Linked DNA regions of Mus musculus: region 2 is linked to region 1. The links are chromatin loops, found by intact Hi-C in ENCODE. Cell type or tissue: left cerebral cortex. All regions are shown on one strand. Each heading gives the region's core, and the rest is flanking DNA. Links, peaks and the distances in the headings are about the cores only. Region 1 holds the start of Gm35082 (a long non-coding RNA gene). Region 2 holds the start of Rab6a (RAB6A, member RAS oncogene family).

What was found. Peaks named below come from ENCODE experiments on the same cell type or tissue, not always from the same donor. Only the 100,000 strongest peaks of a DNase experiment are listed, where the experiment ranks them.
Region 2: it touches region 1 in a loop (5-fold over the local background); 1 of 42 quality-filtered maps calls a loop at or near these places.

Annotation. Positions count from the first base shown.
Region 1 is chr7:100,662,240-100,678,250 of GRCm38, reverse strand. Gm35082 (a long non-coding RNA gene) reads right to left here and starts at 3,244. Exons shown (of 3, transcript XR_378374.4): 1 at 3,088-3,244; 2 at 1,941-2,154; 3 at 109-939. It overlaps Plekhb1 (pleckstrin homology domain containing, family B (evectins) member 1), which reads left to right and starts at 15,857. Exons shown (of 9, transcript NM_013746.3): 1 at 15,857-16,011. In left cerebral cortex, for the core only: no CTCF peak of the experiment used is centred there; DNase peaks (open chromatin) are centred at 4,991 and 7,411; H3K27ac peaks cover 1,143 bases.
Region 2 is chr7:100,592,841-100,608,851 of GRCm38, reverse strand. It overlaps Rab6a (RAB6A, member RAS oncogene family), which reads right to left and starts at 1,266. Exons shown (of 8, transcript NM_024287.4): 1 at 559-1,266. The coding sequence starts at 628. It also overlaps a transcript of Mrpl48 not described here. In left cerebral cortex, for the core only: a CTCF peak has its summit at 7,998 (motif pointing left); DNase peaks (open chromatin) are centred at 7,986, 8,363 and 9,010; H3K27ac peaks cover 1,551 bases.

The DNA.
Region 1 (16,011 bases), core at 2,685-10,684:
TCAACTTTGCAAAACTCAAAATTCCAGGCCTCTCAGTCATCAGATTATAGGTTACAACAGCGTTCCTCCCTCAGCAAGGTGAACAGCACCAGGCCTCTCAGACATCAGATTATAGGTTACAGCAGGGCTCCTCCCCTCAGCAAGGTGAACAGCAGGAAAAATAGTTCCCGCTTGATTTCCCCATCTTTTTCTCTCTTGTAGAACTTTGCTAAAAGTAGCAAGATCAGAAAATAGGACCACTCAGGATTTTCCTACCATTTCTAAACTCCATGACTACATCTCATAGCTACAACTTCAGTGTGTAGGCAGCCTTCCCTAAAGAAGTAGCTAGCACTGGAAGATTACCCCACGAGACCACATCTGCTGGTACCCACAACCTCATGTGGTACCTCCAGTTATGTGGGCTCACCCTTCACTTCACTTTAATTAAGAAAGTATGGTGGAAGTGACACTTGACAGTTCCGGCCCACACCATAAGGGTGGCTAGCAATTTCTTTTTTTTTCCTTTTTTTTGTTTTTTTGTTTTTTTGAGACAGGGTTTCTCTGTGTAGCCCTGGCTGTCCTGGAACTCACTTTGTAGACCAGGCTGGCCTTGAACTCAGAAATCTGCCTGCCTCTGCCTCCCGAGTGCTGGGATTAAAGGCGTGCGCCACCACGCCCGGCTGGCTAGCAATTTCTGATTTTGCATTCTTAGGCTTTAGCTATCACATAAGCCCACATTAAACTTCGTGGTCAAGGAGGACACATTTTGTTGAGGAACCGCACACGTTAGCAGAGTCACCCTGCACACTTAGCCTCAGGCACCATGTCGCTGCCCAGATGTAGGGTGCCAAGGTTCCAGAAGATGAGGGAGGACAAGCTGATGAAAGGTAGGAAGCAGTCTGCAGCTGATTCTCATGCAGTGGGTCCCCTCCACCCCAGCCCTGGGTCAGCCAAAGTCTGAAAATGCCAAACGGGAAGATCCAGAAATAAATTATTCACGATGTCCTCAGAACCCATCTCAAAAAAAAAAAAAAAGTTCGGGGGTTGTAGTCAGCTGGTAGGTGCTTGCCCAGTTCTGTGTTCTATCCCCAGCACTTCATAAAAACAGAAGTGGTGGTACAGCTCACAATTGGAGAGCATTTGGGAGAAAGAGATAAGGAGGACTAAAAGTTTTAGGGTATCTTCAGCTTGTTTGGGACCAGCCTGGGCTACATGAGACTCTGTCTCCAATGGACATGTACATGCACACATGCCAAATAGAAATCTAAAATTCATACTTTAAATATGTTTTGTGCAATATGGTGATAATTATTCTCTTTTTATTAGTCATTTTTCCAATCACTTACTGTGCCTGATTTAAGCTTGTCACAGATCTGCATAGAAAACAATATTGTTAAGGTCGGGTATTATAGGCAGTTTCAGCACATACTGGAGTTGTCGGAACAAAGCAACGCCGCAGAAAACAGGGGTGTTGATGCAAAATAGAAATCTTACCCCAAAGGGAAATGAGTTTACTCTGATCCAAAATGTGAATTATAGCTCAAGAAACACAGATTCAGGTTGCCTTGAATGCCATATTACACCATGGAAATGTTTCTGTGAACATTAATAGTCAGCTGAAATGACAGCCATAAATCAACTCGTTTATCAAATGCATTGGTGGGGGCAGCAGTAGGTGGGCTGCAGCAGAGCAGAGAAAGCTCTGCTATCCATTCGTTTGTTTTTTGAGACAGGGTCTCATGAGACCACACTGGCCTCAAACTCTGTGACATAGCCAAGGATGACCTTGAACTAAGTCCTGATCCTCAGCCTCTACCTCCCACGTGCTGGGATGACAGGCATCTGTCACCATGTACAGCCCTGTTTTAGGTTTTTACATGCTATCTGACGACACTCTTAATTATTGCGTTGGTGGAAGGTGATAGTCTGCTAAACTAATACATTCCAAAGGTTTTTACCTAATAGTCAAAAAGGATGTCAGATCAGATATAGACATGGACAGGAAGTGGCTGGCCATTAACAGGTCTAAGCATCGAAGATCACTTGGCTCTCAGTCTCCAGTTCTTCACAAGCTGGAATTAGCATCTGCAGTCTTAGGAATCTTCAACACGTGTGTGGCCTTTTCAGAGAGCTTCCAATCACAGGGGGCTGCTGTGCTTCAACATAACATTTCTTAAAAACAAACAAGCAGCTGGGCAGCGGTGGCGCACGCCTTTGATCCCAGCAATTGAGAGGCAGAGGCAGGAAGATTTCTGAGTTCGAGGTCAGCCTGGTTTACAGTGAGTTCCAGGACAGCCAGGGCTACATAGAGAAACCCTGTCTCAAAAAACCCAACTAACCAAACAAACACCCCCCCCCCAAAAAAAAAAAACCAACAAAACAAAAAACAAACAAGCAAACTGCCTTGGAGTCCACTCTCAAGAGTACTTTCTCACTTTTCTTAATAAATCTATGTCTATTCTACTAAAAAATTAAACCAAACAAAACTTGTTTGCTTTTAGGTTTATTTCAGTTTTCTTGCCTCATCCTCTTAACAGTTCTAGTAGTTTTTTGTTGTTGTTGTTGCTTTTGGTTTTTTGAGGCTAGCCTCGAACTCAGAAATCCTCTGCCTTCAAATGCTAGGATTAAAGGCATGTGCCACCACTGCCTTTTTGTTTTTTACAGCTTCTCTCTTTTTCACTTGTTTATTTGTTTGTACCCACTTATTTATTTGAGATGGGCAGAGACAGGTCTGGCCAAGTTCATGCCTGGGTGCCTTCGCAGAGGCAGAGGCCAGCCTGAGAGGATTGGTTCTGTTCTTCCACCGTGGATTCCAGGGATTGAACTCACACCAATAGTCTTGGCAGCAGGTGCCCTTGCCTACTAAGCCACCTCCCTGGCACTACCAGACGTGTTTACTAGGCACTATTTGAACAGTAGTAAGGATTTTATTGAGAGAGCTCCAGAGCTCCAGAGGGTTTTGACAAGGTAGTTGCCACCACAGAGGAGCCAGCCAAGGCTTAAGACTTCTGATGACAGGGACCTTGCTGAGTGGCCCTGGTCCCCTCCTGCTTCAAACAGCCACCCTCAGAGCTGCCAAGATGGCTGGCACTGGATTCAGCATACCTTAGACCCAAAGCACTCCAAGCTGTCCACACTCTGCTCTCTGGCAGCCAGGAGCCACACAATGCTTGCTTGCAGGGACTCCTCACCGGAGAATCCTCTGCTGGCCGCCTTTGCTTGGGGGTTTGCACTTGTTTCTAAGTTCTCTCTCTGTCTTATTTATTTATTTATTTAATGTATATGTGTACACTGTAGCTGTGCAGATGGTTTTGAGTCATCATATGATTGCTGGAAATTGAACTCAGGACCTCTGCTTGCTCCAGTCCTTATTATTATATGTAAGTACACTGTAGCTGTCTTCAGACACACCAGAAGAGGGTGTCAGGTCTCCTTAAGGATAGTTGTGAGCCACCATGTGGTTGTTGGGATTTGAACTCAGGACCTTCGGAAAAACAGTCAGTGCTCTTAACCACTGAGCCATGTCTTTAGCCCCATGTTTCTAACTTCTCACTAACAGTATCCATGACTTGAAAAAAAAATCTCTTATTGCTCTTGCTAAATCTGGAACATCCAAACACCAGAGTGGACTGCAAATATCCTGGATATGCCCACTCAGGCTGAGAGGCGAGGGAGATGCTCACAGGTGGAGAGTGCTTTCTGCTCTTGTAGAGGACACAGGTTTGGTTTCCAGCATCTACATCAGGAGCCTCACAACCAATTAACTCCAAGTTCCCAGGGATCCGATGCCCTCACTAAGCTGGATGTGGTGGCACTCACCTGCAGTCTGAGTACTTAGGAGGCAGAGGCAGGAGGATTGTGAGTTCCAAGGGCCATCTATGGCTACATAGTAAGTCCCTATTAAAAACAACAACAAACAAACAAAGAAAACCCTCACTAGAACACTGAGTCCTTTACCCCCAGGTCCTATAGCTGTCCTCATGTTAATCCTCAAAACCTTCCCTAGAGCTGGACAGTGTACTCCCACACGTGGGGGAGGAAAGGAGACTGACAGGCTAGGGGATGTTCAGAGTCTCCTGCAGGGGACTGGCAAGTCAGAAGGAGGACAGGGGAGTCTGGTCTAGAGCAGCTGCCGGCTCTTCTGCCACCCACCATCCCCAGGTAGGAAAGGAGCCTCATGCTTTTCCAAAGAAGTTTCCTGCTGAGCTAACAGTGCATCTTCATGATGGCTCAAGACACCCCTCCTTCATTTGTTCTCTCCTCAAACACACACAGCAGCAAGCTCTTCTCTGTGCCTTGCTCTGGACCCTGGACACACAGAAATGGAGAGGTCCAGTAACCACGGATGGATTCTGTGGCCTGTGGGCAGCAAGAGGAAGGTAAAGAGACTTTTAGGGCCAAAGGAGGAGACACTTGGGCAGAGAGAAGCATCAGGCACGGACAAGGTTGACCTTACGTGAACTCTGTACTGGATCCATCCCGTTCCTTCCTTCCTCCCACCCATTCTCATCCTCTCAGCTCTGCTGGGCTGGAGGGCACATGCTTGGCTCTGAATGGAACCTCATCTGCGTCCTTCATGGTGCGTCATGGCTCAGCAGGACTTGGGGACAGCAGTTTGCTCTGTGTGGCCTGGTTGCCATGGAGATGCTTCATCCTTCTACAGATCTATACTGTGTGCGAACACAGGCGATGCTGAAACCTCCCTCCCTCCTTCCTCCCTTTAAAATGGCATGTCATGTAACCCAGGATGGCCTGGAACTTGCTACCTAACCAACAATGACTTTGAACTTCTGATCCTCCTGACATAGCCTTCTGAGTTCTCAGATTCAGGTCTTTGCCTCCAAGTTTGATTTCCATGAATGAAAGTGAGGGCTTTGTGCTTGCTAGGTCAGTTCTCTACCAACTGAGCCACATCACAGCCTAGAGCACAGGAGCGCCATGCAGAAGTACTCAACAGCGTGAGACCAAGGCTCACTCTTGCCAGAACCGAAGGGAAACAGTCAGTGCGTATCAGGCAGTGTGTGTTAGCAGCGCTCCTGGGTGTAGGCAGAGATTTTCAACCACTGAAACAAAATATTTTCTGCTGTGAGCCAGAAACATACGGCTCCCATTTCAGCCCTCGTACATTCTTGCAGTGAAAGCAGATCAAAGCCCAGACGTGCCTGTCATCCTGGACAGGTCCAGCCTCCTGGTTTGCCTTCTTCCCCCCAGCAGCAAGCCACCTGGAAAGGAAACCTTCAGGATTCAGATTAAGCTGTTCTGTTATCTTGTGTTGAAGACCCTGTTCCTAGAAGATGAAGTCAAATAAAACTCAATGGGAAAAACAAAAATCAAAGTTAAAACTATTACATGCGGAGCTAAGCATGTAGCACATGCTTTTAGTCCCAGCATTCGGGAGGCAGAAGCAGGCAGATTTCTGTGAGTTTGAACAACATGGTCTAATTAGTGAGTTTTGGAACAACCCAGGCGATATAGAAAGACCCTGTCTCAAAATAAAACCAAACAAAAATTACAGACAATATGAGTGTCATGGTTTGAATGTGCTTGGCCCAGGGAGTGGCATTATTAGGAGGTTGGCCCTGTTGGAGTAGGTGTGTCACTGTGGGTAACACATTTTAGCTTCTTGGAAGTGAATATTCAGCTAGCAGCTTCCAGATGAAGATGTAGAACTCTCAGCTCCTCCTGCACCATGTCTGCACGGATGCTGCCATGTCCCTGCCTTGATGATAATGGACTGAACCTCTGAACCTGTAAGCCAGCCCCAATTAAATGTCCTTATAAGAGTTGCCTTGGCTGGGCGTGGTGGCACATGCCTTTAATTCCAGCACTCAGGAGGCAGAGGCAGGCAGATTTCTGAGTTCGAGGCCAGCCTGGTCTACAAAGTGAGTTCCAGGACAGGCAGAGCTATACAGAGAAACCCTGTCTCAAAAAACCAAAAAAAAAAAAAAAAAAAAAAAAAGAGTTGCCTGTCATGGTGTCTGTTCACAGCTGTAAAGCCCTAACTAAGACAATGGGACTCAGAATTTTCCTACATAATTCTAGGGCATGGGGGAGTATCTGGTTAAGTCAAGAGGAAAGCTGGCCAAAGATGAAAGACCCACACTGGGAACTGGCCCAGTGAAGGAACACTTGCTTATCAGCATGAAACCCTGAATTCCATCCTCAGAAGAAGCTGTAGAGATGGCTCAGCCTTTAAGAGCAACCAGGTTTCATTCTCAGCACCCACATGGTGGCTAACAGCTGTCTCTAGCTCTAGTTCCAAGGAATCCCATGGTTTCTTCAGGACTTTGTGGACACCAAGCAGGCACATCTCTCTCTCTCTCTCTCTCTCTCTCTCTCTCTCTCTCTCTCTCACACACACACACACACACACACACACAGGGGGGGCAGTCAGGCAAAAACTCAAACACATAAAATAAAAAGAAATGCATTTTATTGATTGATTGATTGATTGATTGATTGATTTTTTTTTTGAGACAGGGTTTCTCTGTATAACCCTGGCTGTCCTGGAACTCACTTTGTAGACCAGGCTGGCCTCGAACTCAGAAACCTGCCTGCATCTGCCTTCCGAGTGCTGGGATTAAAGGCGCGCACCACCACGCCTAGCTAAGAAATGCATTTTTAAAAGGAAAAGGATGGAGGAGGAAGAGGAGAAGGAGAAGGGGAAGGAAAAAGGAAGGAGGAGAAAGAGGAGGAGGAGGAGAAAGAGGAGGAGGAGAAAGAGGAGGAGGAGGAGGAGGAGGAAAGCTCAGACAGTTCCCCTTGGAAAAAAGAACCTGGAATCAGGTGGCAGAGACAGAAATTATGACCAGAGGAGCCAGAAGGGAATTGACTAGAAAAGTCAAGTGTGCCCTTAAACTCCCAAGATGGAGAGAAATCCAATTCGATATCAACCACACTGAAGAAGAAAACAAAGCACCCACAGGACAGATCATGTGCAACACTTTCAGACTGAGCCAACCTCCTTGAACAGGAAGATCAGAACCTGGATCAGGAGAGACACAAGAAGTGAAACACCAATTATGGAGAGAGAGGAGAGAGAGACAGAAACAGAGAGAGAGAGCGAGAGAGACCTGTCCTGTCTAGGATTACTTGGAGCAGCAAGACAGCCCTGAAGCAGACAGACAAACAGAAAGCTTGCTGGAGCTTGAGGCAAAGCGGGAAGGAACCTTGTCTTCTCAGGGCAGCTGATCTCCCTGAAGTTAAGGCTCACGGACATTGCTTGGAAGTGTAGGAAGGTAGAAAAAAACCCCTTCATCTCTAGACAGAGTGCAGATGAGACTCAGCATGACAGAAATGGACTAGATGTGAGCTTCTAGAAGTGGCTCCTCACACATCCGATGGTCCAGATGGTGCACTTCAGAAAGAACTTGCGCCCACATTTCCAAGTGTGGGGTGCTACTGTCTCTTCTAAGACTCAACACCTGCCCTCCTCTGGCTGTCGGGCTCCCCTCCATCCCCAAATCTGGTATCTCGAAAAAAACTTAGCTGAGGAGTTCATGGCAAGTAGCTACCTCCTCCCTGCATGAGTCAGGCAGGGCTCTCCAGAGAAATAGGAATGGCGGAGATGCTTTTCCACATAAGGAGACTTATTTCAAGGAACTGGCTTGCTAAGGAGGAGGAGTAGAGGGATGCAGGTCAGTCTATGATCTAGAGGGCAGGCTGGCAGACAGAAATCTCAGGCAGGAGCTGAGGCTGCAAGTCAGTCTATTGTCTTCTCCCTCAGGGAAACCTTAGTTTTCAATTGAGAGCCACAGATTCTGCGAGGTCCATTAGCGTTATTCAAGAATACTTTCCTTTACAGCAGTTCTCAATCTTGGGGTCACGACCCCTTTGGTCACATATCAGATATTTACATTACGATTCATAACAGTAGCAAAATTACAGTTATGAAATAGGAACAAAGTAATTTTTTAGTTGGGGGGTCACCACATGAAGAACTGTATTAACAATGGGTCAAGGCATTAGGAAGATTGAGAGCCACTGCTTTAGGTAAACTCAAGTGACTGTGTAAGTTACAAACATCTACAAAGTATCTTTATACCCCAGATTCATGATTGGTTAACTAGCTGGTGGCAGGTGGGAGGGAGGGGGGGTGATGTGAGCTGTAGCTGTTAGATTGACACATGAAACTGTTACACTCATTCTGTTCCAGAAAACCTGGCTGAATCCCTCCTAGGTGGCTTTCCATCAAGAGGTTATTGTCTTACTATTCACTGAGGAATGGGGCCCAGAAAATAAAAGCATGTTATTTGTTTGTTACTTTTCTCATTGCTGTGACAAAATGCCCAAGGAAAGTAACTTAAAGAGGGAAGGGCTTGTTTTGAGCTCACAATTTGAATCTGTCATGGTGGGGAAGGCGTGGCAACAGCAACAGGAGCCAGCAGCAACTGGGGTCTACATCTGCAGCCAGGAAGTAGAGACAATGCTGGCATTTAATTTGCTTTTGTTTTTTTAGTTAGACCAGGACCCTAGACCAAGGAATGACCCATAGTTAGGGTGAGTCTTCCCACCTCAACTGGCCTAATTGTGCTCACAGAGGATTGCTTAGAGGTGGGTCTAGATCCTGTCAAGCTGTCAATACTCTCATCCCCCGAGCGTTCACGTGATGCTTGTGATGGTTTGAGTAGGTTTGGACCCCATAGACTCAAGTGTCTGAATGCTTGGCCCATAGGGAGTGGTTAGGAGGTGTGGCCTCATTGGAATAGGTATGGCCTCATTGGAGGAACTGTGTCACCATGGAAGAAGGCTTTGAGGTCTCATTTTTGCTCAAATCTGGCCAGTGTGACCCAGTCTTCTGCTGCTTGTGGATCAAGAACTCTCAACTCCTTCTCCAGCACCATCTCTGCCTGGATGCTGCCATGCTTCCCACCATGATGATAATGAACTAAACCTCTGAACTGTGAACCAGCCTCAATTAAATGTTGCCTTCATCAGAGTTGCCTTGGTCATGTGTCTCTTCACAGCAATGAAACCCTAAGACAGTGCTGATCCAAAATCCTGAAATACCGAAGGCCTTGAAGTCATTTTGATATGGGAGGAGGTAGTTTGTCTTCGAGTTTGATGGAGATTTCCTCACATCAGGTGGGCTTTAACTCAGGAGTTAGGGTGCCACGAACACTGCCACCTAAAACTTCCACTGAATCGGTGACCTCTAGGTTCTTGCCTTATGAATTTGAAGAATGAAATTCATGGACCACGGGAAGGTGGATTTTTAGGATAATTCATAGGTAGGAGTTTGAGGGCAAGAAGGCAGCATTCCTGTGCACAAGAACAGGAATGGGTCCCCGAGAGCGAGGTACCACCAGGGTCCCCACTTGGTGTTAACTAGGCTTATGAGATGGAAGCATGGGGGTGGGGGAGGATAAACTGATCATTACCACTGTCCACTCACGGGGCTCTCAGGTCCAGTGTCACTCACATCCAGGAAGTGATGCTCACTGAGGGGAAGAGAGATAAGGATAAGCCAGGGCTTCTGACATGCCTGACCTCCAGTCAGAGAAGAGCCAGACATTTTGGCTATTAAACATTTCTGGTATTTCTGGTCTTCAGCAAGGAACCAAGGGCATTTCCAGCTTTCAGTTAAGGAAGAATTGTTTATATTTGGGGTCATCTACTGTAAAATTGCCGGATCAATTTCTGTCTCTCACTTTCATCAACTTCATTATTATGAAGCCAGGTGTGGTAGTGCTTTTCTTACTTAGACAAAAAGGACAAACAACAAAACTTTGGGGGCTGGAGAGATGGCTCAGTGGTTAAGAACACTGACTGCTCTTTCAAAGATTCTGAGTTCAATTTTCAGCAACCACACGATGGTTCACAAACATCTGTAATGAGATCTGGTGTCCTTTTCTGGGGGGTAGGCATACATGCAATAAGAACATCATATACATAATTAAGAAAGGAAGAAAGAAAGAAAGAAAGAAAGAAAGAAAGAAAGGAAGGAAGGAAGGAAGGAAGGAAGGAAGAAAGAAAGAAAGAACAAAACTTTGGTACAAGTGTTTTTTTTTTTTGTTTTTTTTTGTTTTTTTTTTTAAGATTTATTTATTTATTATATGTAAGTACACTGTAGCTGTCTTCAGACACTCCAGAAGAGGGAGTCAGATCTTGTTACGGATGGTTGTGAGCCACCATGTGGTTGCTGGGATTTGAACTCCGGACCTTCGGAAGAGCAGTCAGGTGCTCTTAACCACTGAGCCATCTCACCAGCCCATGGTACAGGTGTTTTGATTTTTGTTCAAATTGCATCTTGAGGAGCTTAAGTCTCTGTGCCTTAGGCCATGGGGTAAATTTTGTGTATTCTTGAAAAAAAATTCTGCATATCGATAGAAACTAGGGAACCTAAGGCAGTTTGAATAGGTATGACCCACACAGACTCATGTGTTTGAATGCTTGGCCAATAAGAAGTGGCATGATTATGAGGTGTGGCCTTGTTGGAGACTGTGTGTCGTTGTTGGGGGAGGGCTTGAGGTCTCTTATGCTTCAGCTCCACCCAGTGAGGAAGACAGTCCCTTTCTGCTGCCTATGGATCTTGAGTAGAACTCTCAGCTCCTTCTCCAGCACCATGTCTGCCTGCACACTGCCATGCTTCTCACCATGACAATAATGGACTAAATCTGTGAGACTGTAAGCCAGCACCAATTAAATATCTTCCTTTATAAGTGTTGCCATGGTCATGTTGTCTCTTCACAGCAATGAAACACTCACAGGACTTTTTGGTTGAGACAAACATACCCGCTGGAAGAATACTGTATTCTATAGAAAAATATAAGTAGCATACTTGAATTTAGACTCGATAAGCCTGTCCACTATTCCCTAAACTACATACAGTTTATGAGCTCTCCATCCACCACACACATCTCAAATAGTGAATGCTTTCTTCTGTGCCTAGAGTTCCAGGTACCAGGTTAGAAAAGTTACTTGTTGGCTTTTTCATTACAATAAGTTTTAGTTGGTTTAACAAAATAAACCAAGGCTATCTCAGAGCCCAGACTTGAGCTGAGAATCCCAGTGTGATCTCATGTCAGCCCACACTATTTACACTTTCTACCCAATAAGATTAAAAGCAAACCGCTGGGACTCAGGAATACCTGTATACCATCCCAGTACTCAGAGGCAGAGGCAGGAGGATCTCGAAGTTCAAGGCTAGCCTGGTCTACAAGGCAAGTTCTAGGATAGCCAGGGCTACATGGAGAAACTGCCTCAAACAAACAATAAAATAAACCAGGGGGACAGTGAGATGGCTAAGCAGGAAAAGGTACCAAGCCACCAAGCCTGAGACCTACCCAGGACTTACAGGATAGAAGGAGAGGAGTGATTCCAAAAAGTTGTCTTTGACCTCCACATACCTGTGATGGCATGTGCACTCCTGTACACACACACACACACACACACACACACTCACACACACACTCACACATACTACACACTCTATGCATATATATTTACAATATGTTTAGTCTGTGTGTGTGTGTCTGTGTGTATGTGTCTGTGTCTCTGTCTCTGTCTGTATAAGTGTTTGCCACATGTGTGAGGGTGCCTAAGAAGGCTGGAAGGTGTGAAATTCCCCTGGAGCTGGAGTTACCCAACAGTGTGGATGCTGGGAACTGCACTCTGGTTTTTTAGAAGAGCAACCAGTGCTCTTACCTGCTCAGAAATAGCTCCCAATCTTCCACCTAGAATTCTCTCTCTCTCTCTCTCTCTCTCTCTCTCTCTCTCTCTCTCTCTCTCTCTCAAAGACAGCAGGATTTCACAGTAACATAAACATAAAAATGGAATTCTTTATGTTGGCCAGACTGATCTCAAACTCACAGAAATCCCCCTGCCTCTACATCCTGAGTGCTGAGATTAAAGGCACAAGCCATCACACCTGGTGCAATAGGTTTTTAAAGTAAAATAAAAATGAACCAACAGTGTCTGGCTGGGGCTGTGCATACCTGTACCCTCGGCACTTGAAAGGCAGGAGGAGCTTGAAGCTAGCCTGGGTTTCACAGTAGGATCTTGTCTTAAACAAACACAGAAACACAAAAATCTAAAGGAAAGGAAAGAGGGCAGTTCCCATGTGTGAACTGCCCTGGGGCTCAGTTGGGGCTGCTCACCTTCACTCAGAAAGGTGCAAGGTTTCTCTCCTTTCTATCTGGCCAGAGCTAGAGTGTGCTTTCTTGCTTGCTTTAGGATTCTCCTAAGCCCCTCTACCTGCTGTGTCTGTCATGTGGCTGACCTCCCTGTCAGCTTAACTCAGGCGGCAGAGCTTTTTCTGTCTCCTTTCTCCTCTTGACTACAGCTTGTCTATCCCAGAGTAAAACTTTAAAAAAGGAAATGGATGTGGGGCATGGAGAGACGGCACAGCAGTTAAGAGCACTTGTTGTGCCAGGCAGTGGGAGGCAGAGGCAGGCAGATTTCTGAGTTCGAGGCCAGCCTGGTCTACAAAGTGAGTTAGTTCCAGGACAGCCAAGGCTACACAGAGAAACCCTGTCTAGAACCCCCCCACCAAAAAAAAAACCCCAACCAACCAACCAACCAAACAAACAAAAAAAACAACCCCCAAACCAAACCAACCAACCAAACAAACAAACAAAGTACTTGTTGCTCTTCCAGAGAATCTGGGTTCAGTTTCCAGCACCCACGTGATAGCTCAACCATCTGTAACTCCAGTTCCAGGCATCCAACACCCTTTTCTGGCCTCCTCAGGCACCATATGGTACACAGACAAGCATGCAGGCAAAGCTCCCATACATATAAAATAAAAATTATTAAATCTTAAAAAAAAACCAAGAAAAAAGAAGTAGGGTTGGAGAGGTAGCTGAGATAGGAGCCCTGGCTGCTCTTTCAGAGGATCCATGTCAATTCTAACACCTACACGGCAGCTCACAATCATGTGCCACTCAAGTTCTGGAGAATCTGCTGACCTCTTCCAGTCTCCCTGAGCACCAGGCACACACGTGGTGCCAGATATATATGCAGGGAAAAATCCATACACATAAGTAATACATTTTTAAAAGATTGATTCATTTATTTTATGTATGTGGGTACACTGTAGCTGTCTTCAGACATACCAGAAGAAGTCATTGGATCCCACTGCAGATGGTTGTGAGCCACCATGTGGTTGCTGGGAATTGAACTCAGGAAGAACAGATAGTGCTCTTAACCCCTGAGCCATCTCTTCAGCTTTGATAAGTAATACTTTTGTAATTAAAAACAAACAAACAAATACTCAATGAATTTCCAGAGTTTATATTTAAAAGGTGTTCCTCTCTCCCTGGGGAAAGTCTGCTTTTGCTTTTTTTTATCTATCTATCTATCTATCTATCTATCTATCTATTTATTTATTTTTGAGCTGGTTTTGCTCTATAGTCCAGGCTGATCTTCCTGCCTCAGCTACCCAACTGGTTACATTACAGGCATGCCCACAACCTGTTAGCTCACCTTTTATTAACTTCTTGGAGCCAGTCATTGTCCAGGGACACATACCAAATCTGGCTGTATTTAAATTCAGTATTGGTGCTGGGTAGTGGTGGTGCATGCCTTTAATCCAAGAACTCGGGAGACAGAGGCAGACGGATCTCTGAGTTTGAGGCTAGCTTGGTCTTCAGAGTGAGTTCCAAGACAGTCAGGGCTACACAGAGAAACCCTGTCTGGAGAAAAGCAAAGTACAGACCCAACCAACCAACCAAACAATTCAGTATCTAGATCTGTGGTTTTGGTTTTCCCAGCTTCCTTCTTTTCCCTGTCTCTGCATCCTTCTTTATGAGGCTGATGGAGAATCTTTTCATTGAAGTTTGCACTGCTGTTGGAGAATCTTCCCTTTTCTTCTGGTTGCTAAATCCGGAGAGTGTAATCTGGGAGATGTTTGCACCGCCCCTCCCCCACCCCTCTGAGGAAGATGCTTAGCTGCCCATCTAAGGAGGGGAGGAGGAAGAACCAGAGAGGATTCTGGCGGGAGGTGGCAGGACCAAGGTTCAGACTCTGAGGCCAGCTTGCTTGGTTGTTTCCTCTCTCCTCCCTTCTCTCCCTGGCTTCCTTCAGTCCTTCTGCAATCAGCCTCCTGGATCCTCTCTGCTTCGCCCATATAGAAATCGTGGTTGACAAGGAGATACTCTCAAATGCTGGTCTCTGGCAGCTCTGAGTGTAGACAGGTGGGTGAGGCAGTAGGCGGGACCCTCTAGTGTCACAGTCTTGGATGCCTCTGGAATTGGGACACTTAGCCCTGTAAGTGTGACAGCATTAGTGAAGACTTAGGAAGTCAGGATTCCTCAGTCTATGGCTGCGACTGGCATTTCAGCTTTCAGGCAGACCTACTCACAAGGAATCCTCAGCCCTTGGTGGCGGTCAGCGTTACAGCTGACCGGCCCTAAAGACTTATTGGCTCCTTCCGCGACCGGGGCTAGTCTCAGTTCTCCTAGCTCTCTTGCCATCTCTCTGCCTCTGTCACCCTTCTTTCTGTCCTGACAGCTTTTCTTTAACTGTTAAGCACCTTGTCACCTTGCCACCTTCATGGCCAGTCTGTCAGTGCCACTCTTCTGTCCCTGCCGCTTCTTCTATCAGTTACCAGCTGACATGTACCACAGTAGGTAAGAAATTGCCCGGAGAAGCTTTCTATTAGGCCTAATGAGCAACACCAGAGAAGGAAGGTGTCTTTGGTGACTAAATGAGGCTGAGCAACCCACTTATACAGTCAGCGGCCTCGTGTTGGACCCATCTCCTCCTGACCGCTTTAATGCCAGTCACAGGCACGGAGGGAGGTTTGCTTTTGGAACAATCGATGCTTTGCTTCTGGAGAACAGTTACAGCAGTCCCTCTCTAGGCCACTAGAGGACGCGTGTCCCTCTCTAGTAGATGGAGACAGCTGGTCGCAGCCGGTTCACCTAGAGTTCACCAAGCCTAGTAATCCAAACCGCTGGAAACAGCCCAGGCTGAAGCTGCTTTCCGGAGTTGGCGTCATCAGCTGTTATCCTGCGCATCCCCGTGGCTGTTTGACTTAAAAGCCTTTTTTTTTTTTTCCTCAAGGTAACCAGAGCAGCAAAGGAGAATCTTCAGAGCTGCTAATGAGGGAGTCAGATCACCCTGCCCCCAAACCTCTGCGTATGTGCAGGAAAATGAACTTCAGGAGTATCTAGATGAGAATTTAACTGATCATTATCAACATAATAGCGACTATAGAAGTATTTTAGCGGCTTAACCTGCCAATATTCTCGGGAGAGATAGCTCCCTGTCTCCCTTCCTTCCTTCCCGTTCCTTTCCACTCTTCCCTCCTCCCTTCAACTTCCTTCTCTTTTTCTTCCATCTGTCTATTTCTTTTTTTGTTTTTGTTTTGTTTGTTTGTTTGTTTGTTTTTTGTTTTTCGAGACAGGGTTTCTCTTTATAGCCCTGGCTGTCCTGGAACTCACTTTGTAGACCAGGCTGGCCTCGAACTCAGAAATCCGCCTGCCTCTGCCTCCCGAGTGCTGGGATTAAAGGCATGTGCCACCACGCCCGGCTCTTGTTTTGTTTTTTGAGACAGGGTTTCTCTGTGTAGCCCTGGCTGTCCTGGAACTCACTCTGTAGACCAGGCTGGCCTCAAACTCAAATCCGCCTGCCTCTGCCTCCCAAGTGCTGGGGTTAAAGGCGTGCGCCACCACTGCCCGGCATCTGTCTCTTTCTCTCCTTCCTCCCATCCCGGTTATAGAAAGGAGAAAAATTAGTCAAAATTGGGTAGGGTTGAGACTTTCCAGAGACCAGAGAATGAGTTAAAGGCACAGAGATGAAAAACAGCGTAGTTTGAAAGATGCGGTTGCTGGGGCTGCTAAGAGGGGATGAGCTACTGGCTAATAGGATCTGTTGTGCTAAATCCCCCAGAGCACGCACAGCACGAAAGGGCTGAAGCACTGGGGTGGCTCTGGGTCAAGATTAAAGAGACCGGGGAGCCAAGAAGGGAGACTTAAGGAGCCAGGCCGCACAGCCACGACTGGGGAGATGGAGATGGACACAGCCTGCTAGGCCTCAGAATGAAAACTTAGCCCTGCCCTAAACTGGGCCAGAGAACCTGCCTTG
Region 2 (16,011 bases), core at 4,579-12,578, 71 kb after region 1:
TGTTTTTCTCCATGACCACCTCTTCTCTCACCTTCCGAGAGACTAGTACAACTCCGAGCCAAGCCTCAGGGGAAAACAACGCCCAGATCCCACCCTCCTTCATCCAAGGTTGAAGAGGGGGCCCATTCTCCAGAGTTGGGGGCTTCTCGGAGTGGGACCTCACTTCCAATGGGAACCGGAAAAAGAGCAAGGAATAAGGGTGGGGCCCCATAAAGCCGGCCCGGGTGGTGGAGACCACGCAGAGCAAAGGAAGAAAGGGATGGACAGGAGGCTGGGCGGGGTGAGGACTGAGGAGGACAGAGCGGCCCGAGAGGGCCCGGCTGCAGGCGGCGGAGTCCGGGCGAGGATCAGAGATCTAAGCTACAAGCCTGATAGATCCTAGCGAGGAGGAGCCAGGGACAGGGACAAGAGGAGTCGGGGGACCCGGGGAAAAGGCTGGGGTGGGGGTTTTAGGAAGAGCGAGGCCGGCGGGGAGCCTCAGCGGCCAGAAGGGCTGCACTGGGGGCGGTGCGGGGAAGCCGCGGCCGGCTGCCAGGAGCGGGGGAGTCGCGCACTCACCGCTCTGCTCTCCCAGGAACACCAGCTTGAATTTCCTCAGCGGATTCCCGAAGTCTCCGCCCGCGGACATGATGGAGCCGGAGGAGCCGCCGCCGCCGCCTCAGCCCAGAGACCTCTTCCAGACCGCTGCAGCTCCAACCCGCTAACGAAGAGGGCCGAGCTGAAGGGGCAGCCTCCGAGTCCTCTCGGCCCCTGCAGGGCCGGGCAGAGGGGCGAGGCTGAAGGGAGAGTGCCTCCACCGACCGGCAGCCGCCGCCGCCGCCTCCCCGCAGAGTCGCCTAGCACCGAGCCGGGCCCGCGGCCGCGAAGGGACGCAGGGCGGTGTCGGAGGCAGCCAGCGGTGCGCTCGGGCTTCGCTAGCCTAGCGCCGTTCCTTCCCTCAGAACGCGGCGCGGAGACTGAGGTGAGAGAGGAGGGTGGCGAGGCGAGCGCCGCAGACGCGTCTGGGTCTCGGCACGCGCAGTGCTCGGGCTCTCACAGCAGCCGCCGCCGCCACCACCGCAGCACAACCCGCTGAGTGCGCGAGCCTCTGGCGCGGATGCGGGGCGAGTCCGGGCGCGAGCCTGCCGCCCTGCCGGCCTCGGACGTGCGTGCGTGAGTGCGTGCGTGCGCGTCGCCGCCAGTGCTTTCCTGGTTTCGCCAGCAATCCCGGCTCCTCCCGTGCGGTGGAGAAAGGGGCCGATCAGGTTTCGACTGGCGTCTGGAGAAGCCGGGAGGAGGCGGGACCGAGTTCCGGGTAAGCAAGGGGGGGAGAAAAAAAAGGGGGCGCTTACGTCAGTGACAAATCGAGCCAATCAGAAAAAGCGGAGGGCAGGCAGCTGCTAACTGAGGTGGCGACGCGAGAGCGCGCGCGCGACTCTCGCGCGGAGGAAGGTGTGGGGTTCTGGCAGCCATAGGAAGTGTGGCGCGACGCAAGGCGATTGGAGGAAGGAGGAGGGAAAAGAAGGTGGGACGGAGGCGGAGCCGGAACCAAGGTGGAATGACCGCAGCAATGCGTGGGTGGGGTTGGGTCGCTCAAAGGTGTATTGTAGGTGCTAAACCCTTAACGTCGCTTCTCCTTCCTCACTTTAGCCCTTCACCCGTTTACCCTAGCCTTCTAAAACGTAATTCCTTGCTCGGCATCTTCGTGTATATAAGATTTCCCACCGTTACTCCGTGGAGTTTCATAACTACCAGAAACAAGTCCTCTCCATTTTGTGGGTGAGGAAATTGGAGTCCAACAGAAGGAAATGACTTGCAAAATCCACGTAGTCATGTCATGGAGTCAAGGTTTTATTTGAACCTCTGCTACCTCCTTACGTTAAGCCATCAAATTCCCTAGTGTCTGTTGGCGTGATCTTCTGTTGAGTGGCCGTTGTTTTAGGTGCCCATAACATCAGACGATAACCATCGTCTACATGCTAGAAATGAGTTTAGATATCATATAAGCCAAACTCCACATATTACAGATATGAAATGACTGCCCACTTAGCGGTGCAGCTTTGGAAAAGGTCACACAACATTCCAGAGGGCTGCCTCAACAAAATCACAAATCTGCAGAAGGAGTATTTAAAAGATCATCCTTTCTCCTTAAAGCAGCACTTCTGGATGTGCTTGAGTGGGGCTTCCTTAAATTTGCCATCTGAAGCATTTCCAATTGTCAACCAGATTTGAGATCCAATAAGATAAAGGTGAATGCCATAAGAAAACATGAACTAAGCATAATGTGGACAGTTACATAACATAATTAAATGTAACTTTTCATCTGAATGGGATCCCTAAAAAGAGAGTATCAGACAAAAACAAAATAATTTGAGTATAGCATGAATTTTAGTTAATAACAGTATTTTGTACTGATTGATTTATTATAACATATCAGTCCTATTAAAGTAAGCTGTTAATAGAGGAGTCTGGAGTGGTATATGGGAACTTCTATAATGGCCTTTGTAAATCTAGTAATTTTCTATCTAGTGCTTCACATCTGTAATCCCAACCCCCAGGAAGCTAAGGCGGAGGATTGCTGTCAGGGCTTGGCAAACCTGGGCTATAGAGTTAGTTCCAGCTTAGCCTAAGATACAGAGTGAGGTCCTGCAGAGAGAGAGAGAGAGAGAGAGAGAGAGAGAGAGAGAGAGAGAGAGAGAGAGAGAGAGAAAATCTACTCTTTAGGACACCTAAGAAACTTCTAGAGCCAGACATGGTGGTGCATGCCCATAATCGTAGCACTTGAGAGATACAGGTTAGAGGATCCTAAATTTAAGGCCAGCCTGAGCTACATATCAAAGTTAGGCTGCATGAAACCTTGCATCACTGAAGGGAAAAGAGTTCTAAATAAAGTCTATTCATAGAATATGAAAAATAAAAAAAAGTTAGGTGCCATTGAATTAGAGAATTTGGCATCTGCACAATTTTTTGCCATTCTTCAACATTTCATGGGACAATATCTTAAAAAGATATCTCTGTTCAGACATATTAAAACCCTTTTAGGGCTGGAGAGATGGCTCAGCGGGTAAGAGCACTGACTGCTTTTCCAAAGGTTATGAGTTCAAATCCCAGAAACCACATGGTGGCTCACAACCATCCTTAATAAGATCTGACACCCTCTTCTGGTGTGACTGAAGACAGCTACAGTGTACTTAGATATAATAAATAAATAAATAAATAAATAAATCTATCTTTAAAAAAAAAACTTTTAAAGACATCCAAACTCACATCTGTAACCCAGTAATGGGGAGTAGAGACAGGAGTTTAAGATCATACGTAACTACATAGGTGAGTTTGAGGACAGCCTGAGCTACATAAGATGTTGTCAAAAATACTTTGAAAACATAAAATAAAAATGTATAAGTAAAAACATCAAAAGTCTATGTAAGTATCTTATACACAAAATACTTTACATGTTATTGACAAGGTCAAACAAGTGCCTTATCAAATGCAGGACGACTCACTGATGAATAAATTAGGAGAAGAAACAAGTTCTGAAAGTGTCGTCTAGTTTGACCTACCAATGACACAACTATATCTCAGAACCTTCTCTATCAAAATGTTCTCTCTGGGGCTAGGAATAGCTCAGGGGTACAGTGCTTCCTTTGCATAATAAAGTCTTGGGTTTAATCCTAACACTAAGTCAATCAATCAATAATAAAGAATTACAAAAAAAAAAATTCCCTGACGTTCCTCTCAAACAAGTGGTGGAATTTTTGAATGTATATCTAAAAAGGAAAAGGAGAAGCTGGGTCATAACATGAATAAATATTTGAGTTTTAAAACCACAGTAGCAGCTGGTACTGGATGATGGAGGGTTTCTGACCAGGCTAGACTAACTACAAAGCAAGATCTTGACTCAGAAGCAAAACTAGCCAAGGCTAGTAGTTCATGCCTATAATCCTAGCAGGAGTTCTAGCTTGGGTTCCATAGTTAATCTCAGACAGGCCTGAATTTCAGCAGAAGACATTGTCTCAGAAAGAGGGGAAGGAGGAGGAAGAAGCAGAAGAGGAAGAGAAGGAGGAAAAAGGGGGAGAAGAGGAAGAGGGAGAAGATGAAGAAGTCATTGAAGTTGTTGTCTTGATTGTACAAGTAGCTTATCAGGTCAGATAGGACACCCACCAATAGTATACCTAGAATCCTAGCACACAAAGAGCAGTAACAAAAAACTTTTTCTCAAGTGCTTTTGCAAACAAAAGTAAGAGTGGCTTTTTTCTCTACTGGGTACAAGGTTTTCATTGTTTCCTGAAATAGCCTTTAGAGTGACATCTGAGGATTCAAACTACTTTGTACTTCCTCCAGAACTTTATGAATCAATTCCTTCCTGCTGCTTTGTTTCTGTAGTCACCAAACAGCTGGGCTATTAGGAAGAGAGGGCTAGTATAACACAATTCGGACCTCAAGTGTTTCATGCCTTATCAAGTTTGATGCCTCCTCTTTTGTCCCTTCTCTCCCTTTTTCCCTCTGCTCTGTCTACCTGGATCTCACTGTGTTGTCCTGGCTGAACCAAAATTCAAGCAATTCTTCCTCTAGCTGCAAAAGAAGTAGGACTCAGGTGCATGCAACTAAGCTTTGGTTTTACACTGATGCATGCATGGCTTCATTCTCCTCTGAAGCCTCTTTCATGTTCATCAAGTACACGTAACTCATATGTTTTGCCTTCAGTGATCCCCCTAACCCAAGGACAGAGTACTAAACATAACATAGAATCAAGAGTATCCTCAGCCCACCTTCAGAAATCTTTTCTCTTCTCTTCTCTTCTCTTCTCTTCTCTTCTCTTCTTTCTTTCTTTTTTCTTTTTTTTCTTTTTTCTTTTTTAGTTTTTCCAAGACAGGGTGCCTCCATGTATCCCTGGCTATCCTGGTACTCACTCTGTAGACCAGACTGACATAGAACTCACAGAGATTTGCCTGCCTCTGCCTCCAGAGTGCTGGGATTGAAGGCATGCACCACCATGGCCTGGCTAGCCATAGCGATCTTAATAATCTAAAAGGTAGTATGGGTTCAACAAATGGAAAAATTTCTTTGGATAAGAAGGAATTAGAGGTCTGTATTTTGTATCTTTAAACACACATACACACACATTTGGGACTTTTAAGACAGGGGTTTACTATACACCCCAGGCTTTTATAAAGACACTAATCCCTTTCTTGGTGACTCCACCCCTCTGGCCTAATAAGCTCCCTGGTTCATACACCTGGTACTAAAGTGGGAATCAGGATTTCCACATTAGGATTTTGGACAGACACATTCAGTCCACTGAAGAACCATTGAGATGCCTTCCCTTCTGCTTCCCTTCCCACCAAACTACAAGTAAGCGTCTCCACCTGTCCTTCCCCTCCTCACTTAACGGTCACTGCTATTCTTGGTTTTCCCTGACTTTAATCTCCATAGGAACAGAATTCATGTATTGGTACCCTAACTTTTGAAAAATGTTTGATACACAGTAATCATGCAACAGATATTTGCTGAATAAATAAAGTAAATGAGAATTAATTATTTTACTGTCTTAAAAGAATGAAGAGGATTTTTAACATTGGCGGAAGGTTTTTTTTTTTAAGATTTATTTATTTATTATATGTAAGTACACTGTAGCTGTCTTCAGACACACCAGAAGAGGGAGTAAGATCTCGTTACGGTTGGTTGTGAGCCACCATGTGATTGCTGGGATTTGAACTCAGGACCTTCTGAAGAGCAGTTGGGTGCTCTTACCTGCTGAGCCATCTCACCAGCCCCTGGAGGAAGGGTTTTTAACATTTTGTTAGAAAGAGAATATAGGCCAAAACTGTGTTAGTGTACATTGATACTATTTCCTGTTTGTGGAAAGGATGTCCAGAACAGAGTTCATAACTAAAACCTAGCAGCAACAGAAGGGAATGAGCTTAGCGTGAAATTCAGAATTACCTAGGGCAGCTTCTTTGATTAATTTAAAGTAATTGGAGATCTGTAAGTATGTCCAGGAATCTTATAAAGAAATTGTAATAAAAGTATAACTTACCTTCACTAAGACCTTTTCTTTTCTTTCCTTTCCTTTTCTTTTCTTTCCTTTCCTTTCCTTTCCTTTCCTTTTCTTTTCTTTTCTTTTCTTTTCTTTTCTTTTCTTTTCTTTTTTTTCTAAAGACAAAGTCTTTCGCTATGTAGTCCAGGCTGGCCTTGAACTCATCCACAAAACTTTGCTTTCCCGGTGCTAGAATTAAGGCATGTTTCCCCATGCCTGGCTAAGCCTGAAACTTATGCTCCCCTGCCTCAGCCTACCAAGTGCTAGAATTGAAGGCATGTGCTCCATGTCAGTGACTTTGTTGTAGACACTACTAATTGCCCACCTCAGAATAAACAAAACACACTTACTTTTTTGTTTGTTTGTTTGTTTGTTTTTGTTTTTCAAGGCAGGGTTTCTCTGTGTAGCCCTGGGTCTCCTGGAACTCACTCTGTAGACCAGGCTGACCTCGAACTCAGAGATCTGCCTGTCTCTGCCCCCTAAATGCTGGGATTAAACGCTGTCCACCACTGCCAGGCAACACACTTACTTTTTTCCAGGCACATGACACAGTCTGAAGCAGTCAGAGATGAAAGCATTGATATAGAAGTTTTTGAGGAAAAGAAAAACTTTATTTCTTAATGAAAAAGTACAGTTACAGAAAATCTGTTTTTCTGCCTTTGGATGTGACTGTTTATGAGCATAATAACTATAGATAATACAGCTCAAAAAAAATACAGCTCTTGTGAACATTCATATGTAACTCTGAGTTTAAAACATCAACCCATTGATGACAGCTAATCAGGGAGGCGAGAGGCATCAGGAACTAATGTATGAACTCTTGAAATGGGCTTTCTCTGGACTTTTTTTTAGTAAAACTACATAGGTCCTTATATGTAACAATGTCCTCATGGTATATAAATACTTTGCATTGCTTTGTTACTATAAGAGGTGAAATTGTCGTTTTTAAATTCTCAAAGCCCTCATACAGTTTCTTGCATGTTATGCATGTGATATCATGTGCATATCTAAAACTTAGTCATAGTTGCCAAGATGGAACTGCCTTTTCATGTTTACTACTCCCTAAAAAAGTTTTATTGCTCTCATAAAGGCAAGAAATCAATAGAAAAAATATCCAGGTAAAAAGACCAAAATCATATTGCTCATATTTGAAACAAATAATAGCTCTGGCAGGAATTCAAATTCAAATTCCATCAAATTCCTTTCTAACCCATCCTCCAGATTATTATAATCATTACTACAAATACTAGTGGTTCAATAAATGACATAAAAATAAAAGATGTTCAATAACTCAAGGAGGCCAATTAAAAGAGTGCAATTAATATAGAAAGTGTATTTAAGGTGTCTCATTTCAAAAGAACAATACTAGCTGGGCGGTGGTGGCGGCGCACGCCTTTAATCCCAGCACTCGGGAGGCAGAGGCAGGCGGATTTTTGAGTTAGAGGCCAGCCTGGTCTACAAAGTGAGTTCCAGGATGGCCAGGGCTATACAGAGAAACCCTGTCTAGAAAAAAACTAAAAACCAAAACAAACAAACAAACAAAAAACCCAAAAAAACAAAGAACCATACCACCACCCCCAAAAAAAAACCCAGAGTACCTAATACTAAAGCCTTTTGTCAGTGCTTAGCATGCATGAGACCCTGGGTCCAACCCCTAGCATCAAAATGAACAAACAAAAGCCCAATGAGAAAAAAACAAACAAAGGAACCAAAAAAACCCCAAATTCCTATTTTTCAAATATATTGTACTGAAAAGTGTCCTGTAACTATGTACCGTGAGAGAAGAATAAGAATTATTTAGTCGGTGTTGGAGAGCTGGGCTCAGCAGTTAAGAGCACCGACTGCTCTTCCAAAGGACCTGGGCTCAATTCCCAGCATCCATATGGAAGCTCACAACTGTCTGTAACTCTAGTTCCAGGGGATCTGATGCCCTCTTCTGGCCTCTCCAGGAACGAGGCATGCAAATGGCACACAGACACACATACAGGCAACACATACACATACACACATAAAATAAAAAGGTTTAAAAACAAGATTATCTAGCCAACCTGAAGGAGAGGGTGATAGAACTTAAATGGAATGGTCTTTCCTGTAATTATAGCTAACTCATAGCTACGAAGTTATTTTTGCTACAGATTGATCTACAGAATCTATTTTTGATCATTCCATTTTGTTCTGTTCATGTGACTCATGGACCTGCTATGAATAATGTGATTTTTCAAGCCTGAGAAGTGGGCTGTTGCTTCCAGGTTTTGCCATTGCAAGCAGGGAAAGAGCTTGCTCCTCATTATATGAGGGCCAGAGTGTGTAAAGCCTGACACATCGCTGGAGCTCCTCTTCCTGCATCCTCTCCAGCAAATAAAATAAAATAAGAAAGACATCCAGGAGGATGAGTCACTCCACCTGCTACTCAGAGATAATGGCTCTCGGAGTGGAAGAGAACAACTGCTTTCACTGCTGTTTATAGAAAGAGCACAGCGTTGTTGGACAAGAGAGCAAGCACAGCCCTGCTGCACTGAAATACCAGCAGTGGAATTGCAGCCGGTAAAAAGCCTTTATACATCTGAACGACACAAATGAACATAAACAACAAAAGTCAGGCTAGCATAGTGGTGCAGGTCTTCACAGATCGTCTTGATTTAAAGACCACCCTGGTTTATATATGGTGAGTTTGGGCCAGCTAGGGCTAGATAGTGAAACCCTATCTCAAAAATAAATAAGTTAAATAAATAAATAAGACCTCAAAACCCTTATAAAGATCATAGCTCAAAGTATCCAATGAGGTAATGAACAAGAACATCTTGGAGAGAAATCTGAACAAAGTTGCAGCTCAAAGATGATGAATTAAAAGAATTTCCACCTCATTTCATTTGTGAAAGTATTCCAAAAATATGTTCAAATAATTCAATTGCACACTCAGGCTCTGACATCTCTACCCAAGAGCCATACTATTTTACCTTGAGAAACAAAGACTAAGCAGATGTAACTGGCTAAATAGAGTGTGGAAAGTGCTTACTAAAGGGGAAAATAAGAAGAAGCAGGTCGGTTGGCTCAGAGAGCCCAGAAAGGGCCAGGAGTGTGAAACACCAGGGAACGCCATAGAGAGTTCACACCATAGAGAGCTCTCACTTCAGGCTGAAAAAGGCAGTCAAAATAAGATAATTTCTTTTCTTTTTTGGTTTTTTGAGACAGGGTTTCTCTGTATAGCCCTGGCTGTCCTGGAACTCACTCTGTAGACCAGGCTGGCCTCGAACTCAGAAAATCTGCCTGCCTCTCCCTCCCAAGTGCTGGGATTAAAGGCATGTGTTAGCACTGCCTGGCTAAAATAAGATATTTTCATATCAGCCATCCTACTTTCTGTCTTCCTGGCTTCACTTGACATACTATATCTGTTGTCCAGATCTGAGACCATTAAAGTTAGTATGTAAGCTGAGTATGGTGGTACATAGTTTTAATCACAGCACCCAGAAAGCAGAGGCAGGTGGATCTCTGTGAGTGTGAGGTCAATCTGGTCTAAATAGCAAGTTCCAGGGCAGCCAGATCTACATAGGAAGAATGTTCTAAATAATGATAATGATAATAATAATAATAATAATAATAATAATAATAATAATAATAAAAAAATTTGAAAAAGAAAAAATAATTGCAATTTACATATTGAAATAATTTGCTTTGCACACATAATTATCTGATGCACATGCCCTGGCTGTTCAGTTGCCACTTTTGTTCTTTCAGAAGGCAGAGGGCTCCATGCAGGGCTTTTCCATAAGCAAAACGATGCCTTCTTGTCTTCACATCTTCCATAGGCTTCTTGCTTAGGTAGGTAGGTAGGTAGGTAGTTTGTTTGTTTGTTTGTTTGTTTGTTTGTTTGTTTTTGATAGAGGGTCTCATTGCATAGCCCTGACTGGCCTGGATCTTGCTATGTAGACTAGGCTGAGTCAAACTTACAGAGATACATCTGCCTCTGCCTCCTGAGTGCTGGGACTAAAGACATGTATTACCATGCCTGACCTTCACAGGCTTTTAATGAAGGAAAAAGAAACAACACAGCTGCACCCTCTCTCATACACACATATAATCCATTCATGAACCTCCTCAGAAGCCTTTCATCTGGAAGAAACAAAACATTTAACTCTTAAGAGGTGTAAACAATAGGGTTGATCATAAGTCCTTGGCTAGGACAACTCCAGGGTTGGTTAATGACCCCTTATCTATGTTGATAAGAATCAAGATCTTTTGTCTGTCTTTCTACTTGCCTTCCTCAGAATTCTGACTTTGGTGTTAGGTACTAGCAGATGACTGCCATAACTCAAGTTGAGACATTTAAAGCACTATACAGTCCAGAGACTAATGGACTCCCTGTTACATCTCATTGTCTTGATTAGGTCATGCATCCATCCTACAAATGTCATTGCAGGAGAAAGATGAGCTGTTGCTACAAATTTATAACTGTGACATGAGGAAGAATAAAAAGAAAAGGTCCCATAGCTCTGAGTGCCTCCAAAGAGAAACTAGAAAGAGCACACACTAGCAGCTTGACAACACACCTAAAAGCTCTAGAAAAAAAGGAAGCAAATTCACCCAAGAGGAGTAGACGGCAGGAAATAATCAAACTCAGGGGCGAAATCAACCAAGTGGAAACAAGAAGAATTATTCAAAGAATCAACCAAATGATGAGCTGGTTCTTTGAGAAAATCAACAAGATAGATAAACCCTTATCCAGACTCACCAGAGAGCACAGGGACAGCATCCTAATTAACAAAATCAGAAATGAAAAGGGAGACATAACAACAAATCCTGAAGAAATCCAAAACACCATCAGATCCTTCTACAAAAGGCTATACTCAACAAAACTGGAAAACCTGGATGAAATGGACAAATTTCTAGACAGATACCAGGTACCAAAGTTAAACCAGGATCAAGTTAACGATCTAAACAGTCTCATATCCCCTAAAGAAATAGAAGCAGTCATTAATAGTCTCCCAACCAAAAAAAGCCCAGGACCAGATGGGTTTAGTGCAGAGTTCTATCAGACCTTCAAAGAAGATCTAATTCCAGTTCTGCACAAACTTTTTCACAAGATAGAAGTAGAAGGTACTCTACCCAACTCATTCTATGAAGCCACAATTACTCTGATACCTAAACCACAGAAAGATCCAACAAAGATAGAGAACTTCAGACCAATTTCCCTTATGAATATCGATGAAAAAATACTCAATAAAATTCTCACTATCCGAATCCAAGAACACATTAAAACAATCATCCATCCTGACCAAGTAGGTTTTATTTCAGGGATGCAGGAAAGGTTTAATATACGGAAATCCATCAATGTAATCCATTATATAAACAAACTCAAAGACAAAAACCACATAATTATCTCGTTAGATGCGGAGAAAGCATTTGACAAAATCCAACACCCATTCATGATAAAAGTCTTGGAAAGATCAGGAATTCAAGGCCCATACCTAAACATGATAAAAGCAATCTACAGCAAAACAGTAGCCAACATCAAAGTAAATGGTGAGAAGCTGGAAGCAATCCCACTAAAATCAGGGACTAGACAAGGCTGCCCACTTTCTCCCTACCTATTCAACATTGTACTTGAAGTCCTAGCCAGAGCAATTCGACAACAAAAGGAAATCAAGGGGATACAAACTGGAAAGGAAGAAGTCAAAATATCACTTTTTGCAGATGATATGATAGTATATATAAGTGACCCTAAAAATTCCACCAAAGAACTCCTAAACCTGATAAACAGCTTCGGTGAAGTAGCTGGATATAAAATTAACTCAAACAAGTTAATGGCCTTTCTCTACACAAAGAATGAACAGGCTGAGAAAGAAATTAGGAAAACAACATCCTTCTCAATAGTCAGAAATAATATAAAATACCTTGGTGTGACTCTAACTAAGGAAGTAAAAGATCTGTATGGTAAGAACTTCAAGTCTCTGAAGTAAGAAATTAAAGAAGATCTCAGAAGATGGAAAGATCTCCCATGCTCATGGATTGGCAGGATCAACATTGTAAAAATGGCTATCTTGCCAAAAGCAATCTACAGATTCAATGCAATCCCCATCAAAATTCCAACTCAATTCTTCAACGAATTAGAAAGAGCAATCTGCAGATTCATCTGGAATAACAAAAAACCTAGGATAGCAAAAACTCTTCTCAAGGATAAAAGAACCTCTGGTGGAATCACCATGTCTGATCTAAAGCTTTACTACAGAGCAATTGTGATAAAAACGGCATGGTACTGGTATAGCGACAGACAAGTAGACCAATGGAATAGAACTGAAGACCCAGAAATGAACCCACACACCTATGGTCACTTGATCTTCGACAAAGGAGCTAAAACCATCCAGTGGAAAAAAAAGACAGCATTTTCAACAAATGGTGCTGGCACAGCTGGTGGTTATCATGTAGAAGAATGCGAATTGATCCATTCCTATCTCCTTGTACTAAGGTCAAATCTAAGTGGATCAAGGCGCTCCACATAAAAACAGAGACACTGAAACTTATAGAAGAGAAAGTAGGGAAAAGCCTTGAAGATATGGGTACAGGGGAAAAATTCCTGAATAGAACAGCAATGGCTTGTGCTGTAAGATCAAGAATTGACAAATGGGACCTCATGAAACTGCAAAGCTTTTGTAAGGCAAAAGACACCATCAATAAGACAAAAAGGCCACCAACAGATTGGGAAAGGATCTTTACCTATCCTAAATCGGATAGAGGACTAATATCCAATATATATAAAGAACTCAAGAAGGTGGACTCCAGAAAATCAAATAACCCCATTAAAAAATGTGGCTCAGAGCTAAACAAAGAATTCTCACCTGAGGAATACTGAATGGCTGAGAAACACCTGAAAAAATGTTCAGCATCCTTAATCATCAGGGAAATGCAAATCAAAACAACCCTGAGATTCCATCTCACACCAGTCAGAATGGTTAAGATAAAAAATTCAGGTGACAGCAGATGCTGGCGAGGATGTGGAGAAAGAGGAACACTCCTCAATTGTTGGTGGGATTGCAAGCTTGTACAACCACTCTGGAAATCAGTCTGGTGGTTCCTCAGAAAATTGGACATGGTACTACTGGAGGATCCTGTAATACCTCTCCTGGGCATTTATCCAGAAGATGTTCCAACTAGTAAGAAACATGCTCCACTATGTTCATAGCAGCCTTATTTATAATAGCCAGAAGCTGGAAAGAACCCAGATGCCCCTCAACAGAGGAATGGATACAAAAAATGTGGTACATTTACACAATGGAATACTACTCAGCTATTAAAAAGAATGAATTTATGAAATTCCTAGGCAAATGGTTGGACCTGGAGGGCATTATCCTGAGTGAGGTAACCCAATCACAAAAGAACTCAAATGATATGTACTCACTGATAAGTGGATATTAGCCCAGAAACTTAGGATACCCAAGATATAAGATAGAATTTGCAAAACACATGAAACTCAAGAAGAACGAAGACCAAAGTGTGGACACTTTGCCCCTTCTTAGAATTGGGAACAAAACACCCATGGAAGGAATTACAGAGACAAAGTTTGGAGCTAAGACAAAGGATGGACCATCTAGAGACTGCCATATCCAGGGATCCATCCCATAATCAGCCTCCAAACGCTGACACCACTGCATACACTAGCAAGATTTTGCTGAAAGGACCCTGATATAGCTGTCTCTTGTGAGACTACGCCAGGGCCTAGCAAACACTTAAGTGGATGCTCACAATCAGCTATTGGATGGATTACAGGGCCCCCAATGGAGGAGCTAGAGAAAATACCCAAGGAGCTAAAGGGATCTGCAACCCTATAGGTGGAACAACATTATGAACTAACCAATACCCCGGAGCTCTTGACTCTAGCTGCATATGTATCAAAAGATGGCCTAGTCAGCCATCACTGGAAAGAGAGGCCCATTGGACTTGCAAACTTTATATGCCCCAGTACAGGGAAACTCCAGGGCCAAAAAGTGGGAGTGGGTGAGTAGGGGAGTGGGAGGGAGGGTATGGGGGACTTTTGGGATAGCATTGGAAATGTAAATGAGGAAAATACCTAATTAAAAAAAAAAAAGAAAAGGTCCCTTGGCAGTCCAGCACCAGTGTTCACTCTGCTGATCATATCAGCTTGGTTTCCAATATGCTGTCCCCTGAAATATATAGCCATTCACTTATTCATTCTATAAACACTTGGATCACTGTCTACTAACACACTTGTTTGCACTGGAGACAGCAAAGAGAAAAAGATGTGGCCTTTGTTCTTAAGGGTACATGAGTCTACTGGTGTGACAAATGTAAAAAAAGCAACTAAATTTAAGTAAAACTTGATGAAATTAATAATAAAAGTAAAGCCATCTGATAACTTTATTGCATCTGCTTGTTGTCTTTTGTTGTTCACTACTGTGTATACCACATCAGCTGGCCCTCAAGTTGTTAGAGCTTTTTCTGTTTCTCACGGTAGGAGCTCTGGATTATAGACGCACACATCTTACTCTGTGTGGCCATGTTTGGGATCTGAACCCAGGTCCCCATGCTTTAGCTACTGAGTCACATCCCCAGCTTTGACCATTTGAAATGCATCTTTTTGTTGTTGAGTTTGGTTGTGTGTGTGCGTATACACCTGCCTATAATCTCAATATTTGGGAGGTAGAGACAGAAGATCAAGAGTTCATAGTTCAGTCCTGACTATGTTTTGAGTTTGAGTAAGCCTGGGCTACATGTAAATCTGTCTCAGAAAAAATTAAAGTAATAGCTGTATAATTTATATTCTCAGATTTGCTTTGTCTTGTGATTGGTGCTTAATCAATAGTAATTTGCTATACTTGTGCTCTTGTTTTGCCTCCTGTTAAGAAATTAATGGAAGCTGAGCATGGTGGCATATGCCTTTAATCCCAGCACTTGGGAGGCAAAGGCAGGCAGATTTCTGAGTTTGAGGCCAGCCTGGTCTACAGAGTGAGTTCCAGGATAGCCAGAGCTACACAAAGAAACCCTGTCTCGAAAAACAAACAAACAAACAAAAAACAACAACAAAAAAGAAATTAGTGGAATTTAATGATTTTTTTTCTTTAAAGATGTATTTATTACTATAAATAAGTACACTGTAGCTGTCTTTAGACATGCCAGAAGAGGATGTCAGATCTCATTACAGGTGGTTATGAGCCACCATGTAGTTGCTGGGATTTGAACTCAGGACCTTCAGAAGAGCAGTCAGTGCTCTTACCCACTGAGCCATCTCACTAGCTCTTCAACAACTCTTGAAAAGATAATTATAGGAACTCTGGCTCCCTTTGCAGCTGGTAAGTTAAGTCACTTTTGAGGAAGTCTTATATAGTCTGGATTTTCTGGTAGCAGATTCTCAGTCCTTGGCTCAGCTGTATTTGATATCTTTCTTTCTGAAATTTTGTCCTTCTGTGGCCTTCTGTCACTATGTTTCTCTCCTGACCCCACCCCAAATTTCTTGGCATTTCTTTCCAATACCTTTTTCTCAGACTGTTCTTCTTAAAAAAATAGTTTATTTTATTTTGTGTTTCTGAGTGTTTTGTCTGTATGTGTGCCTGTGTACCATGTACATACCTTGGACCTACAGAGGCCAGAGTGTCCTCTGGGAGGTCCTCTGGGAGTGGAGTTATAGATATTATGGATCACTCTGTGGGTTCTGGGACTCGCACCCCAGTCCTCTAAAAGAGAAGCCAATACTCTTAGCTGCTGAGCCATCTCTCCAGTCCCTCACTGACTGTTCCTAAATGTGGGGTACCAGCCAGGCATAGTAGCATGCATCTGTAGATATAAATTGGGAAGTTGAGGGTGAAGGATCACTAGAAGCCAGAAGTTCGAGGCAGTGCAGAGAGCCGAGGGGGGGGGGAGCTGCTCTATAGGAGTCTATCCAGTCTTTCTCAGCCTACACTCTACCTAAATTATTGCCATTGTCTTTATTATCAAAACTACCACTGATTCACTGATTCCAAAATTTCCATCTCCAGCCTACACTT